4 separate regions of the Homo sapiens genome follow, and all the other regions are linked to region 1. The links are chromatin contacts, found by Hi-C or POLR2A ChIA-PET in ENCODE. All regions are on one chromosome and are shown on one strand. The core of a region is the stretch at or near the end of the contact, and the rest is flanking DNA. Distances in the headings are between cores, read along the strand shown.

Region 1 (3,713 bases), core at 634-3,133:
CTAGGCTATAAACCAGCTTGTAACAAGTCGCCTCAAGCCTTTTCCAGCTATCTTCTCTCCTAGTATAACTTAAGCCTACATTTTTTAACACTGAAAAGGAAATTTCGAAAGATAAGAAAACCAACTAGATGGAATGGCGCATATATTAGCTGTGGCACCTTAACAGGTAAATAAGACAGTCATTTTCTGCTACTACTTCATTTCAAATGCGTTTCATCTCGGACCTTGGTGTGGATGCGGACGGGGTTTCCCGGATAGACATGATTTAAAAATAAAAATTAACGCTCTCATCATGTGAGTCACATCTCTGACAAACGCCACTGCCCTCTCACAGCAAGACCCTGGCAGACCCCACGGAGTAGGCGCTGGGTAGCAAATATACGACACGCCAAAGAGCTACTAAATGAAGTGTCTTGAAATAAACTGAACTAAACCCTTTCGTGCACTGCGCTCCCGCGGCGGTTAGTGGTTTCTGATTTTAGCTCTTCCAGCTGTTTGCATGTGGGTATGTTTCCAATTTTTTTTTCCTTGGGACAGGCTAAAAGTCCCGGGAAGTTTTTTCTGGGCTATATGACTCCCTGCGTGGGCGAAAGAAACAGGCGGTTGCTCTAATTCGGCTGCTGGGCAAGTGTAAAAGCCAACTGCCAGCTTTCAACGCGGCTCCGGGAGGAAATTTACGTGCACACGAAGAAAACAACACCCCCGGTCTTTTTTTTTTTTTTTTTTTTTTAAGGAAAAATAAGCGCTCCGACACAACCTTAGCTTTCCTAACTCTCATTTTCCAAACGCGGCCCGCAATCGCTTCTAAAGCAGGTTGAGCCACCGGGTATGAAACCTTGGGGAACCTCTCCCCAGCACCCCAATTTGCGTTTCTACTTAACCCGAGACGATGGGGATGGGGGGGAGGGCTCCAATGCCTTGGCATTGGAGAGCGGTACAGGCGAAGGCGTAATTTAAGTAAAACTGAGCGTAAGGTACAAGGTTTCGTCCCTCAAGTGTAAGAAAAACAACTAAGGTGCGCGTGAGCACCCAGTTCCCTCCCTCTTACCTCTCCCAGGCCGACCCGCCGGGGCAGATTCCCCTCCATCCTTCCCACCCCCGGCCCCCCCCCCCATTTACTCTCAGCGAAACGCGGGGCCCCGGCCAGGCGTGCAGGGCGGGGCTGCCCACCCAGCACCGGCTCCGGTGCGCCCCGACGCACGCCCCAGCCTGGAGCGGCCCCTGTCGCCCGCGAGTCGCAGCAACGGGACACGCCCGAGCCCGGGAGTGCTGCGGTGGGAGGGGAGCGGCTCTTCCTACCTGGACCAGGTCCTCTGGAGGCAGCCGCGGGCCGGTGGCGGGCGGCTGGGCCGGCTGCGGGGCCTGCGCGGGCGCGGGCTGCGCCTGCGGGCGGTGGTGCGCGTGCTTCAGCTCCTCGCCGGGGAAGAGCGCCGCGTCGCGGGCCGGATTCGCGGCGCCCAGCACCGGCTTGAGCTGCGCGAACACCGGCTCGTCCTGCGGCGCCGGCGGCTGGGGCACGGGTCCCAGGCGGGCGCTCATGCTCAGCACCCTTGTAGCCATGGGCACTCGGGGGCGCAGCTCCAGGCGCGGGTCGGGCGCACTTCCCACCTCGCCCACGCTGGCTTGGGTCGGCGAGCTCAGCGCGGGGCTGCCGGCGGAGGAGGGGAGGTTTCGGGTGGACTCCTCAGACAGCGGCAGGCAGTTTTCGAAGGCGCGCACGAAAAGCAAAACTCTTCCGCTCTTCCACACGTAAACGCCAACGTCCTCCGGGCGGCCACTTTCTCCCGCCCCGCCCCACCGTGCTCTCAGGCTCTCCGGAGCCCGCTCCCGCCACCGCCGACCTCCGCGAGAGAACCGCGAGCGCACGTACCTGCCCCGCGACTACTGACACTTGACGCCCGCCTCTATTTCACCCAACTCCGGGGGGGCGGGGCCCGATCGCCTGATTGGCAGCGCCGCCGCGAATCCCGAGGCCCCGAGGCCGGCCAGGCCTGAGCGGCCAGCCTATGAGCAGGGAGAGAGGCAGCCAGGGCCCCGCCTCCGTCGGCCCGACCGCACCCCTCTCGGGCCACGAGCTTCGCGCGCAGGGCGGCCGCGCAGTTTGTACACAACTTCTCTGACAGATTGGGCTGGCGGAGCCGGGGGCGGAGGGAAGTAGCGGAGCGGGTGGAATCTGGGAAGAGGGGGAATTAGGGTGGAGACGCGGAGGGAGATCTCTTCGCACTGTTCTCTGCCAGGATTAGGAAGAAAAAGAGTATTGCACGTCTTAGGTGTTGTGCAAGGACCTGAAACTCAAAAGCTGAAACCCAGAAGGCAGCTAGGTAGGGGCGCTGAGGCTTTTAGAGATTTGTCTAATGAGTGTGTACTTTTAAATATCCAAAATGTACTTCTCTTTAGCAGAAAACTAGGGGCGGTGTGATAAACAAATTTAAAACAGCTCTTGTCCCTGTGTATCTTTAGCAGTGAGTGTATCCGTTTAACAAGGCAAATTCAGAATGCCTGAATAAAAGATTTGATGGCAAGCGTTTTTTCAGATCCTTGCATAAAAGCCTGGGTTTTTCCCACTCCTTCAGGATTTTAATTGCTAGACGTTTTCCCACACATTTCTACTTCCCATCCGTGTGTGGGGAGGAGGGCTTGGGCCATATGAATTTTGAAGTTTCTAATATTTAAGCCGTGTTGATTCTAGCCGAAGCATGGAATCTAATTTAAGCACGACTAGCTCAAACGTGTATTTAAATAGACATTACATCTTTGACTTATTTTTGCTAGCACTGTATGTTCAAAAAATGGACTTTAATATTTACAAAGCAGAAACCTAGCACATTTACCTCACATTGTGGCACCTTTTCCTACGAAGAGACAATCAAAAAGCCGCAAACATAGACACAGAGCAGCTCTGAAAACTGGGAATCCAAATTTGTTGGAAAGTAATAGCCAAATATATTACCATCCATTTACTATGTTGTTATAATGGGAGGGTGAATTTTTGCCAGCAATCACCTAAGGAAACCACTTCCCTTAATCCTTAATGTTCTTGTACATGATTTTATCTGGCTTATTGGGAGGACGGAACAATAAACTGCAATAAAAATGCCTGTGATATTACTACAAATGTACATATGTTGACACACAATATACCATTAGACAGTTTTACATATACCACAGCCTATTCATCACTTCAGAGTAAAACAGCTTTAAAAAAAAGTCTTGGATAAAAACGTTCACTTCAAAGAGTGTATCTATCAAAGGTATGGATCTCATTTTCAATGGGTAGAAAATTAATATGCACATAAAGAAATGTATTTATTATTAGAAAATATAAAATTATGCTGTAAACTGGGTTTTTCTCCTTTTCCTTCTCTTCCTGTTGACACATGATTCATTTTTATAGCTGTGATCACTGCCTTCAGAGAATGGCTGATGACTACTTTCATGTTATCAAAGTATTATTTAATAAGTGCTTTTGCAAGTTTTTCTCTAACCAAGCAGCCCCATGCTGTCCATCTTCATCTTTAAAAAGCTGTCCTGCTTTTCTCTAATGTAAAACCTATCATGTAATTAATTAGCTTAGAAACAGATTATAGAATTAGGATGGGATTTAATGTAACTCTTTTAAAAAATTGAGCTTTGAAAGATTTTTAGTTACTTAATTCTGATAACATCAAACCTAAATGTGATGTAGATAATTCTTAATAGAACTTTTGTGCTCT
Region 2 (3,713 bases), core at 902-3,401, 930 kb before region 1:
TTCTTACTTTTTCTAAAGAATTTTATTTAATAATGTTAATAATTATTGACTCAAGAAGTGTGATTTTTTGTGTCTTACACGTAATCAGTTTTTCAGTGTATCTTATAGTCTAATGGAGTGTAAGTTTCTCAAAATTCCAATTTAAGAATCAATTGATTATTCATATTTAACATGCTGCTTCAACTATTTGTGCTTTTAGAGCAAGACACTTAATATGAAAGTGAATTTATTTTTATTAAAGGCTTTTAATTTGTTTTCTATGGCCACTGTAACAAATTACCACAAACTTAGTGGTTTTGAAAAAAAAACACAAATTTATCTTACAGTTCTGGTGGTCAGAAGTCCAATGGTCTCACTGGGCTAAACTCAAAGTATTGGGAGGATTATATTCCCTTCTGGAGGTCCTAGGACTGATTCCATTTCCTTACCGGCCTCTAGAGCCTACTCAGGTTCCTTGGTCCATTCAACTCCAGCAGCTTTGGGCCAAGTCCTTCTGGTACTGCCATCTCTCTGGTTCTCCCCTTCTACCTCCCTCCTTCACATTTAAGGACTATTGTGATTACTTTGGCCTATCCTAGATAATCCAGGATGATCTCCTTATTTTAAGGTCAGGTGATTAGCAACTTTAATTCCATCTGTGACTTTCATTCCCCTTTGCCATGTAACCTAACAGATTTCAGGGATTAGGACATGGACATCTTTAGGGGGCCATTACTCTGCCAGCCACAGGTTTTCAAAAACGTAAGTGACTGTGATTGCAGGTACATGTTACCTTTGTCATAAACATGTGGTTGGGAATTTTGAAAGAATTCTCATTTTGCTAATTCCATTAATAGTCAAGCAAATTATGATTTATGTCAATCAAAATATAATTTTCTTCCTTCTTGTGATTGGAAGAAAAAAGTCCATTCAAATCACTTTTGCAGCTAAATGAAGCAAGTGATAATATTAAAATTTCCCATTATAAAAAATCTAATAAATATCTAATTTTTTGCAAACAGTAGATTGTTTACCACAGTTTCACATGGTGATACTATGGTTTTATGTGCCTTCAAAGCTAGATGAACTACTTTTAGAATTCATCAGACCTTTTGGCCTAACAAATTTTCCTTTGTTTTTGAATGTTGTTATTTGTAGCGTATCTGATAAAACTGAAATCTAGTTTCAGGAAACATGTTTGGTTATCTCGTTAAAAGCTCTTGAGGTGATAGCATGCACTTACTTACAACCCATACACTTACTAAGACATCCTGTATCTCTTGCAGCTGTGGCTCCGGAGCTGTATTTAAAGTTTAGTTAATACCTAGCCAGCAGCTATCTATTGAAATTAACAGATAGGCTAGGGCTGTTGCCTCTTTCAGGGTAGTGAGATCCTTTAGATTTCAAAGAACTTTTTCTGGGGGAATTTTTTTGATTGTTTTTGTTATCAAAGTGAGGAAAAGTTCTGTATAGCTTTTTCTTTTCATCCGTCTTCACACAGCAGAGAGTCTAAGGGGAGCAAAATCTGTGAGAGGGGCCTTTTGCAGTTTTAATAGCTTCACATCTCAGGGATGACTCCTTTAATTTAGAGTGCTAATAGCTGGCATCTAGGGGAAAATGAAAGGCCGCTTGACAATGAGAAGCTGGAAGATTGAGAGCAAACACATGGAGAGTCGTTAGAGCCAGGACTGTAAGTAAAAAGGGGATGGTAGTTACACAGAGTCTGGGGTTTGGGACCCTGAGCCTGGTTTAAAGCCTCCTTCTAATGTTGCACACTGTGATAATCACTGGTTGTCGGCCTTGCACCCTTCTGCCGTGAGTAATCCCTTTCCCTGTTTTCAATCATGTGCACTCAAATTGAAGGGTAGGTGTTCCTTTTTAACTGAGAGTTGAGTGTCCTTTTTAACTGAGAGTTGGAATCTGGGCACCTTGTGACAACCACGATTTCATCATCCATTGCTGCAAAACAGAGCATCCCAGGTTAGTGGCTTAAAGCAAAAGCAGTATGTGTTTTGCTCTTGAAGTGGCTACTTGGGTAGGACTTGGTGGAGTCGGCTTCTCCTTGCTCTGCTCAGTGGCTGCTGAGGTTCAAAGGCGGATGACTGCAATCATGAAGACTCTCGTCGACATGTTTTCCAGTTAGTGCTGGCTCTCAGCCAGTCTGTTGGCTGCAACGCCTTCATGTGGCCAAGGCTTCCTTAACAGTAAAGCTGCGCACTGGGGAAGGTGGGTGGGGGGATAACACCAGGCAGAAGCTGTGTCACCCTTGGAAGTGATGCCATGTGATTTCCCCCATATTCTGTTCATCCAGGTGATTATAAAGACAGGCTCATTAATTCAAAAGGAGGGGACATATCCCCCACCCCTTGATGGGAGAGTGGAAACATTCTGGAAGAGCACATGTGACTGGAGATACTGTAGTGAACATTTCTGGAAAACAGCATCAGCTACAGTTCATCTTCAAACTGGAGGAATCCGTAACGTTTTGTTTTTCTGGAACTAGTTCTGGTGCCAAATTCTGTATCAGTTGGGGTGTGAAAAGAGAAACAGAATGAGGGGAAAGGTGCCGAATATGGGACTTAAAAGGACTTGACCTCCTATGATGGTAGGAACTAGTTAAGCACATTATATATGGCTGTTGCTTCTATATATTTGGCGCCAGAGCTGAAATCACCAGGGCTAGCAGTCGGGAAGGAAGGATGAGAGTGGAGCGCAGGAGAGGAAGGCCACACTGGATGTACAAGGGCACATGCCAGTCCACATAGACCCTCACTGATCATAAGCCTCTAACTTCAGAGAGGCCAGGGAACTGTGGGAGAAGCTGGCACCCTTCCCTGAGCAAGACGCGTCATGGCCTATGAATAAAATAAGCAGATGAAGGCAATCCCGTGGACCAGCCGCTTCCCTGTGCCAGCGAGGAGAGCAGGCACATAGGCGACAGTGTGTGTGAGCTGCACCTTCCCAGTGTGAGATGCATGCGGCAGGTGCTTCACTACTGCCCCGAGTCCCGCCAGGGTGGCTCTTATAACCCAAAAATGATGGCATGCTGCAGGGAAGACAGTTCTGAAAATGTAGACATGTAGTTGAGATAGTTCAAATCCACCACCAAGTCTTTCCTTGCCTCTTCTCTGCCATTTCACTTGCAGCTCTACCTGCTTGCTGTCCTCCCCACCCGAGGATCTTATAGAGGATTATAGACCTCTGTTGGTTCCTGTTCTTTCCTTGATTTTCCCATTTCTGTCTGAAGCACTGCTCCTGGGACCCACCCTTGTAGTGGAGAGGACAGTGCTGTCACATGAATGGACGTCTCCACATGAGGAAGGCTCATCTGCCCTAGAATACCACCTGCCTGGATTCACTGCTTATGAATTCTGCACGACTCTGAGAACCTGCAAGATTATTTGTGGCCTCTTCTTGCTTTTTCATATGGTACTTGACTCAGTTACTGCTGTCTGTTGTGGTTGAGGCCACTCTGCTCCCTGGATTTGGGATCTTGACTGCCTGTCTATAATGCCATAGACCAGTCAGGCTGGGGCCAGGGCTTTGTGGCCTCAGGGATTTGTGATTGAGAGTTTAGGAAAGAGAAAACATAATATGAGGAAAAGGAGGATTCTGATTTTGTACATGATGGAAATATGTGAATAATTGGGACACCAGGGACTTGTCCAGATAGTAAAGTTTAGAGCAAAGTTATGAGCAAGAATGATAGCAATAGTTTGTATGCAGAATATGAA
Region 3 (3,713 bases), core at 572-3,071, 710 kb before region 1:
AAGTTATCACAGCTTTTCTGTGGTGCAGATAGTAAAGTGGGACCAGTATCCTTCCCCCAGCAATTCATGAGTGCTGATGATTTGTGTTGGGAATCAAGATGTTGCATCCCACCTCCAGTCACCAGGGGGTGCCACTCAGGTAGGTTTATGAAAACATTGAAAACCAGAGTGATGGTATTCTCTTGATTAACTATAAATGGCAGTCATTAAGATGCAAGGTTTTGAGAGTCAGGTTCTTTGGTGCTTATACCCAAAGAAGAAAGAGCCGTTTTTGTATTAAGTCATCTAAAAAGTTCTCATATGCTTAGCAAGAAAGCTAAATTAAGCTCTGCACTGGGTAAAATTATAAACATGCTCTCTGCTCCAGATGAGTAAGTGTATATAAATAGAACAGTTGGTACACATGGCCCTAATGGTATAGCTTCCCTGTTTTCTATGTAATGTAAATCACCAAATGTGAGCATTTCTACCTGACAAACTGTCAGTCTCAGAAGAGCACATTCAATACATGTTACACAACAACCAAGATTGCCCTTTTGTTCAGCGTGGTGTTTTTTCTTTCCACATCCAGCAGTTAGTACTAAGGCCTGAACCCCTTAGTTACAGAACAAAGTGGCTTAGCAGTAATCGAGCCTGTGTGAGGCTAAGGGAAGAATAATGAACATTCCCTGCAAGCTTCCTGCCTAGATGCAGGTGCAAGAATCAGGAGGTCATGAATAATGCATGACATGCAGATTAGGTGGTGGTTTCTCCTACAGAGGTTTTGACGTTGCTACCTGCCTGGCTTCTATATGTGGAAAGAAGGCAGAAGATGGCAAAAAGTGTCACAGGTTAAAGACTGAGCTCAAAAAAACATGCCATATCCTTTTGAAGAAATAATATATAGGGGGTTGGTGAAGTGCAAGGCTTATGGTCTACTTTATCAGATGAAGTATGTGCCAAGTTATCAGTGTACTTATTCCCTTTGAGGACAGAAATAAAGCTTTGTTGATTTACCTTTTTAATTTAGGAAACCTTGTAATTATTTGTTCATATACACAATCAGGACTTCTTTTCCAAAGACTTTCCTAAGGAATTCTTTTCCTGAGACTGCTAAACCATTATAGAAATTCTCCATTTGCAGTATTTGATCTATGGATCAGTGAAATTTTCCTAAAAGATACAAATACCTAGACAATGTTGTAATTATGGATTAAACAGACTCTCTTTTTCTTCACTAATATATGCAATAAACAGCATCAATAAGAGAATACTTCTGTCATTAAACTTCACCCAGTGGAATTTTCATGATGAAATAGTTTCTTTGTACTCCTAGGGTTAAGGAGGGGACAATATAAAAAGTAAATGTGTAAAAGATAGAGAACAAATTAAAGAACTGTGAGTATTTGGGGCTGATTAAACTTTATTTAAATAGTTAGGATTCTGATACCCCAGTGAGGGTATAGGGAAAGTTCAGGAGAATTTCCTGCACTTCCTCTTAGGTCAGGGGGCTTTAACTGGGGAGAACTTTTTTGGCTCAAATATCCATTTTAAGGATTGTATTTCAAGCAGACAGAAAGTAAAAAAGTAAAAGAATAAAAGAGGAAAAAATTACGCTTGCTGCCTTTCGTATAATTTTTATGTACTATTATTGCGTTTTCCCCCTCTTTGTCCAATTTAGGATACTGGATTATGAACTGGCTTTCATTTCTAGCTGAGTCTGTCATTTCCACTAGGCCCCAGTTTGGCTGGACGCCGAGACCAACAGGTGATCCTTGTAGCTGCAAAACAGCAGGAAGTGGGCCGTGCTTGAATGAGACAGTTCACCAGAGGGGCTGTCTGGCCTCTCTCCATCTTTCTGCATAATTAACACCCCCTCCCCCATGCCGAGCAGAAAATCTGTGCTGAGCAGCTCAGCTGCAGCAGCCATTGAGAAGCGCTGTGAGGAAAAGAATGTTAATAAGGGATGTTGGAAGAAATAAGCCTTCCGAGTGCAAAGTGCAGTCTGGCTCTGGGTTTAGGGAAAGACTGCAGTTGGCCCTTAGGCGGGGCTGGAACTGCATTATCTGTTTTGGAATGATTTTCACTTATTAAACAACTACAGAGAACTGGGTTTCTTACAAACCTTGGTTCTAACTGGACTTTAAGACCAGTTTTATATCCCCATTTTTTTTCTTGTAAATAAGAGCAATGTATGAAGCATAAAGGGTGAAGGTAATACAAGCTAAGACTGCTTGGATCTCACAAATCCTGGCTAAAGACAGACCATAACAGGAAGCTGGCAGCCGGAAGTAGGGCGTATTGTTTTGCCGGTTAGTGACCCACAAAGAGGCGGAGGTTTACTAGCTAGGCTTTGATTAGAAGATAACAGCAGTTCCCGGAAGCTTTAAGCTGTTTCCAGTGGATAAGTCCAATCCTGGAAGCTTGGAAAGCAATATATTCTTCACTTCTCCTTTATCTGGCTAAAATTTTGAATTGACTTTACTTTCTTCAAAGTCCAGTGTAGCACATCACTTCCAGAATGTACTCCTCCTAGGAGTACCTGTTCACCCTTCCTTCCTTCCCTGTGCCTGCAGATTCTGTCACAGCACATTTGAATAACGTTGTTTGCTTCCTAGAGTTTTAAATGTGGTAGAGTGAAGGAGAGGGCACTTAGACACCTCTTTGTGCCCACCCTCATGGGAACAGGTACAAAGAGGGCTCACTGAACTCAGGCACCATACCTTAGATAACTTTTACCCACCCTTGTACCTGGCAAGGGTTAGGTATTCAGTCACTTTTGTTGGACTGAATGAATGCATCAGTCCTGCCTCTGGGAGTCTTCAGAGTGAACATTATGACAGACCTGTTGTCTTGAGAGTGGTTAAGAAGGAAAAAAGGACCACAGATTTGCAGGCGTAGGAATTTAATTGCATCATTTACTAAGAGGGGTTCAAGTTCTGGGGATTTTGTATTAAGCAATTCTAAAAGAAATTATTTATAAAACATGCCATTTTTTTAAATTTGCAATTGGGAATATGCTTTTTCAATGACTGGATTATTCTTCTCTGTCTACAGGGTACATCCGTCCCCAGTATCAAGGGTCCGGGGCAATCGAATGAATAATCAAAAGTTTCCTTGGTGAGTATACAGTCTAATATGAGTATTTGTAGGTCTTACGGGAAACTTTAATAGGGCTTATGTTAAAATTAAGAGAATTAGTCCTACTTCTCTATACAGAGTACATACCTGCTAACTGGACTATGCGGTCTTCCTTTCCTCTGGACAGTTCGAAATAAATATTGATAGAGTTCCTTTCCAGCCCAAACTCTTCATTCACCAAAAACCCTGAGTGTAACTTTTTTTTTTGACAGATATGATCTAAGTTCCCAAGATTATAAACTCTTACCTATTTTAAAGAATGTTTTCCTTTTTTTCGAAGGTACATAGACCCAGATATTTCTCAGATACCAACTTCAACTCCTCATGAAGATTTCCACAGTTAATGAATCTGTTACATTAGTTTTGGGGATTACAACGAACTCAGTGATTTTTTTTTTCCTTGCCATAGCCTTAAATATCCAGGATTTTTTTTTTTTTTAATTTGGGGAGTACTAAGATCTTCTTTAACTGATGAGTTCTTGAACAAAAATATAGATGGAATTTTGCAGAAACAACCTGAAAAGTTATTTCAACCAGAAAACATAGCTTATCGATTCTTTAGAGAAGCGATTTAAAGTGTTTCACAAATATTT
Region 4 (3,713 bases), core at 659-3,158, 620 kb before region 1:
ACTCTTATGCCTCAGCCCATACTGTTCCCCTGCCTTGAACACCCTTTTCTATGTGTCTACCTGGTGAATTCTAAATTAATCTTTACCTTCCCTGTGAAATCCTGCCTGAATCCATCATCCATCTAGCCAAGAAGTGATCAGCATTTCCTCTTGGACCTTAAACACACCACAAATATTGCCCTTGTAAGACGCTAAGTAGTTATCTTCTTTGCTAGATTGTGAGCTGTTTGAAAGTAGAAATTGTGCCTTGTTCATCTTCGAATCCACAGATCCTGGCATGTATTAAGCACTCAAAAAATATTTGATAGCTACATAAATGATTCAAATAATAGATAAGATTTAATAAGGAGAATAGAAACAATAAAGTTGGAAGTGTACTTTCTAATTAGATTACAGAGATCTAAAGGCTAAATTCTGGCCACGTGTGCTGGCTCATGCCTATAATCCCAGCACTTTGGGAGGCCAAGGCAGGAGGATTGCTTGAGCCCAGGAGTTCAAGACCAGTCTGGGCAACATGTTGGGACCCCCATCTCTACAAAAACTAAAAAGAAAATTAGGTGGACATGGAGGTGCAGGCCCATAATCCCAGCTGTTTGAGAGGCTAAGGTGGAAAGATCATTTGAGCCCAGGAGTTCAAGGCTGCAGTGAGTTATGATCACACCACTACCTTCCAGCCTGGACCACAAAGCAAGACCCTGTCTCAAAATAAAATAACATAAACCTAAATTATGGAATTTGGACTTTATTATTTAGGCAATACAGAGTTAGTGGTATTTTTATTTCTAAAAACGGATGTTCTAGTAAATTTTTTGAAAACTAAGTTATATTTTAGAGGCACCCACACAAACATATTGTTTCCTTAAATAAGCATAATAAAATAATTGATAATTTAAAATATATTCACATGTCAAAATTATCAGTGGGAGGCTTATCAAATTGTAACCTTTCACTGGAATTTCCCTGTCTATACACTTTATGACTACGTATGAAAGTCCTGTATTGTATCCGAAAGTTTCTGATCTAACTCTCTGCCAGTGACCACACTGATTAACACCAGATTACTATCTCATTATTTCAATCCACAAAGTCTTACCCTAATTAAAGAAACAAAACACATTTCATTTATTTGACTTTAACACTTTTACATCTTTCAGAAGAAAATCCTTAGGACAAATTTACATTAGGAAAGTGCTGAATTGATACCATACCTCCCATATAAGTCTCTATTTTAAATGGCTTTCATTTGATTATTTGATTATGGATTGGATTTTTGAAACATGATAAAGAATTTTGAAACTCGCAATGGCTTCTGGTATACAGAATTCACCGCAATCAGGAAATAAATTGTTTTCTTCCAGTAAAAAAAACAAAAGTTGCCTATCGCTCTTGCTGAGTAGGTAGAACTGTAAATGAGAAACTTAATTTTCTAGTCAGAAATGTTTTTTCTGAAGTCATAGCATTCACATGGATTGGTAACTTGCCCCTGTGACAGTCAGCACTAGAGGAGCAAGAAGGAATGACTTTATGCAATACTTCCTCATAGCTAGGGCAAGTGTGAACAGGCCACCCTCCTCACACCATTCATTGGTGTTTTCTTTCTGCTTCCAATATTCATGTATTTTTACTTTAAGATTGTCATTTCCTGTCTTTTGTGAAGGATTCCGTAATATTAGAATCACTCAGCACAGATGGGGCCTGAAAAAATGTTGGCATTTCCTTTTTTATTTTTATTTTTGCTTCATCTTCTACACGGATGTGGCTGTGTCATTATTCACATACATCCAAAACAATAGTCTCTTTTATATGATGTTTAACTGTGACGTATTTATCCACAAATATACTGGCTGTGTCACATGAAGTATTTACTTAGATGTTGTGTATGCGTAATGAACTGCTAAATGTGGGCAAGTTATTTTTCACCAAAACCTTGGGGAGCCACTCTGGTGATGTTTTCTTGTCCCTTATCTGAGGATTGTGATTCATAAAATGCTTGTCATCCATGTGGGGGAGGGGGTGGTATCTTCTGTGAATTTCTAATCAGTGGAAGGTATGCCTGTCTATTAAAACCTTAAGGACGTGCAAGATGACAAAGGAAATCTTTTGACTTCTTTTCACTGTTTAATCTCTGGCAGTCTGTGTATATAAAGACTATAGCTGGACAGAAAACAGTAATAAAGTCCAGAAGTAGATAAAAGCACAAAGAGTGAAACCAAAGTATTTGTAAAGCTCAATAAATCTGTTAACTAGAAGTTGCAGTTTTATCTTTACATACAGGTAAGTCTCAAGGTTAACTGCTCCATAAAGCTCCACGCAGGCCCTAGTGTTTGGCATCTCTTCACTACCTTATCAACTAAAGAAGGGCTCCCCCATTAGATTTCTTATAGTTCCCCTTCTCTAGAATGCAATGGATGTAAGCTTTCTCTGCCTTAGATTTTAGAAAATGTCACTGGCCTATTGGCATCAGTTCACAGATATGCATGTTTGAGGCAAATGTATAGAAGATTGAGAGTGGCCTCAGTCAGTTAATGATAAATAACGTGATGATGGCATTTTTGACTCCATGAGGGAGAAAAAAAAAATAAGACTTTCCACCAAAATTGAAAATGGATTCTTCTCCAGGTGTACCAAATGAACTAGGCAGAATGTTGTAACTGTGAGCATTTTTAGGATGGAGAGTTTAAGAGAGAAACTGTTGCTGAAATATGTTGGTAGAGCTACAGCCTTCGTCTTTGTTGACAGAAGGTTGAAGTCTGATATTTAAAGTGTTAGTGCGGTGGAAAGATCATTCACTCTAAGACCAGGTGGAAGTGGTTTTAGATATTGGTTATTCAGTTGGCTAGCAGAGTGATTCCTGTAAATGCCTTGCTGGAGAAGATGTATCTTAACACATGGGGTAAAAACACTGCTTCCCCAGGTGTTGTGAGACGTGCACAGGGTAACATGCATGAAGCTCACAGAGGGGCTCAGTGTGGAGCCTGGCACAAAGGCAGCCTTCAGGAAGGGCTTGTTATCATTCCTGCCTCCTCTTGGTCATAGAGAGAAAGAACTTTACTCCGCAGGAGGATAAATTCCGGAGGATTCATTCCTGCCACTCTCTGCCCCTCTGTGCTTCCTCCCCAAGACTGCAGGAGTAACTTTGTTTCATGCGCTGGAGTGAAGGAGCAAGTGTATGGTGACTCAGTCCCTCTACCTCTCTCAGAACAACTGACCTTGACTCCTAAGTTCTCCATCAGACCTAAAGCAAAGACCCTTGTATAAATATCATTGCTATGCAAGGCATTTCGGGCCATCTCCTCTTCCATCTCCTGGAAAGTGAACGTGATATTTGTGCTTGTTAGCATGGTCTCTACGATACTAGGACAAAGATCAGACCTACTTAAGTATGAGGCAGTACCTGGCTTCAGCAACACAGATTAACAGCTAGTTTATTTGGGAGGCAGCTAAAAATGCCCCTGTAGCCCATCTCCTCAGTAAATATATATTCCTATTTGTTCAGTTGGTGTTTGAAATTACATGTTAGACTTCATGCATTTGCCTAAGGCTTCTTATCATGTATTAATAAGCCTCAAAGGGCAAACATCACACCTTAGTATGAAGGTATCTGTAGATGTATTTGGAAGAGCAAGTTTGGATTAAGAGAACAAAGACAGTGAAAAACACTGACCTCCTGTTTGTGGTTAGTTGTGGAAATTGGGCATTATAGAAGTGGCAAG

Evidence for each region. A loop is a pair of places that touch in the nucleus more often than their neighbours do. ChIA-PET counts read pairs that join two places held with the same protein, here RNA polymerase II (POLR2A). Pooled maps may share reads with other maps.
Region 2: a map of naive thymus-derived CD4-positive, alpha-beta T cell shows a loop between it and region 1 (6-fold over the local background). The contact joins the enhancer-like site here to the promoter of KLF5 in region 1. A Hi-C loop is called at or near these places in 1 of 168 maps with a recorded cell type or tissue (naive thymus-derived CD4-positive, alpha-beta T cell) and 4 of 50 pooled maps. POLR2A ChIA-PET finds 5 or more read pairs at or near these places in 1 of 52 experiments (activated naive CD4-positive, alpha-beta T cell).
Region 3: a loop to region 1 is called in a map with no recorded cell type, with 16 times the contacts of the local background. The contact joins the enhancer-like site here to the promoter of KLF5 in region 1. A Hi-C loop is called at or near these places in 1 of 37 single-sample maps with no recorded cell type and 8 of 50 pooled maps. POLR2A ChIA-PET finds 5 or more read pairs at or near these places in 4 of 52 experiments (CD4-positive, alpha-beta T cell, MCF 10A, Panc1 and 1 more).
Region 4: a map of endothelial cell of umbilical vein shows a loop between it and region 1 (6-fold over the local background). The contact joins the enhancer-like site here to the promoter of KLF5 in region 1. A Hi-C loop is called at or near these places in 1 of 168 maps with a recorded cell type or tissue (endothelial cell of umbilical vein). POLR2A ChIA-PET finds 5 or more read pairs at or near these places in 2 of 52 experiments (CD8-positive, alpha-beta memory T cell and MCF 10A).

The regions. Positions count from the first base shown.
Region 1 is chr13:73,057,175-73,060,887 of GRCh38, reverse strand. KLF5 (KLF transcription factor 5) reads right to left here and starts at 1,883. Exons shown (of 4, transcript NM_001730.5): 1 at 1,300-1,883. The coding sequence starts at 1,560. RefSeq lists silencers at 1,120-1,209, 1,530-2,139.
Region 2 is chr13:73,983,534-73,987,246 of GRCh38, reverse strand. The region is part of intron 2 of KLF12 (KLF transcription factor 12); the gene reads left to right. Among named protein-coding and RNA genes, the nearest start is that of KLF12, 150 kb to the left of the region's middle. Within about 2 kb of position 2,151, at least 3 of the 41 ENCODE cell types and tissues checked have a DNase peak (open chromatin) inside an H3K27ac peak, as active enhancers do.
Region 3 is chr13:73,764,324-73,768,036 of GRCh38, reverse strand. It overlaps KLF12 (KLF transcription factor 12), which reads left to right. Exons shown (of 8, transcript NM_001400136.1): 6 at 3,037-3,099. Among named protein-coding and RNA genes, the nearest start is that of LINC00393, 100 kb to the right of the region's middle. RefSeq lists enhancers at 1-552, 1,546-2,046. Within about 2 kb of position 1,821, at least 33 of the 41 ENCODE cell types and tissues checked have a DNase peak (open chromatin) inside an H3K27ac peak, as active enhancers do; they include CD4-positive, alpha-beta T cell, where a contact is called at or near this core.
Region 4 is chr13:73,675,331-73,679,043 of GRCh38, reverse strand. No RefSeq gene overlaps it. Among named protein-coding and RNA genes, the nearest start is that of LINC00393, 15 kb to the right of the region's middle. Within about 2 kb of position 1,908, at least 6 of the 41 ENCODE cell types and tissues checked have a DNase peak (open chromatin) inside an H3K27ac peak, as active enhancers do; they include endothelial cell of umbilical vein, where a contact is called at or near this core.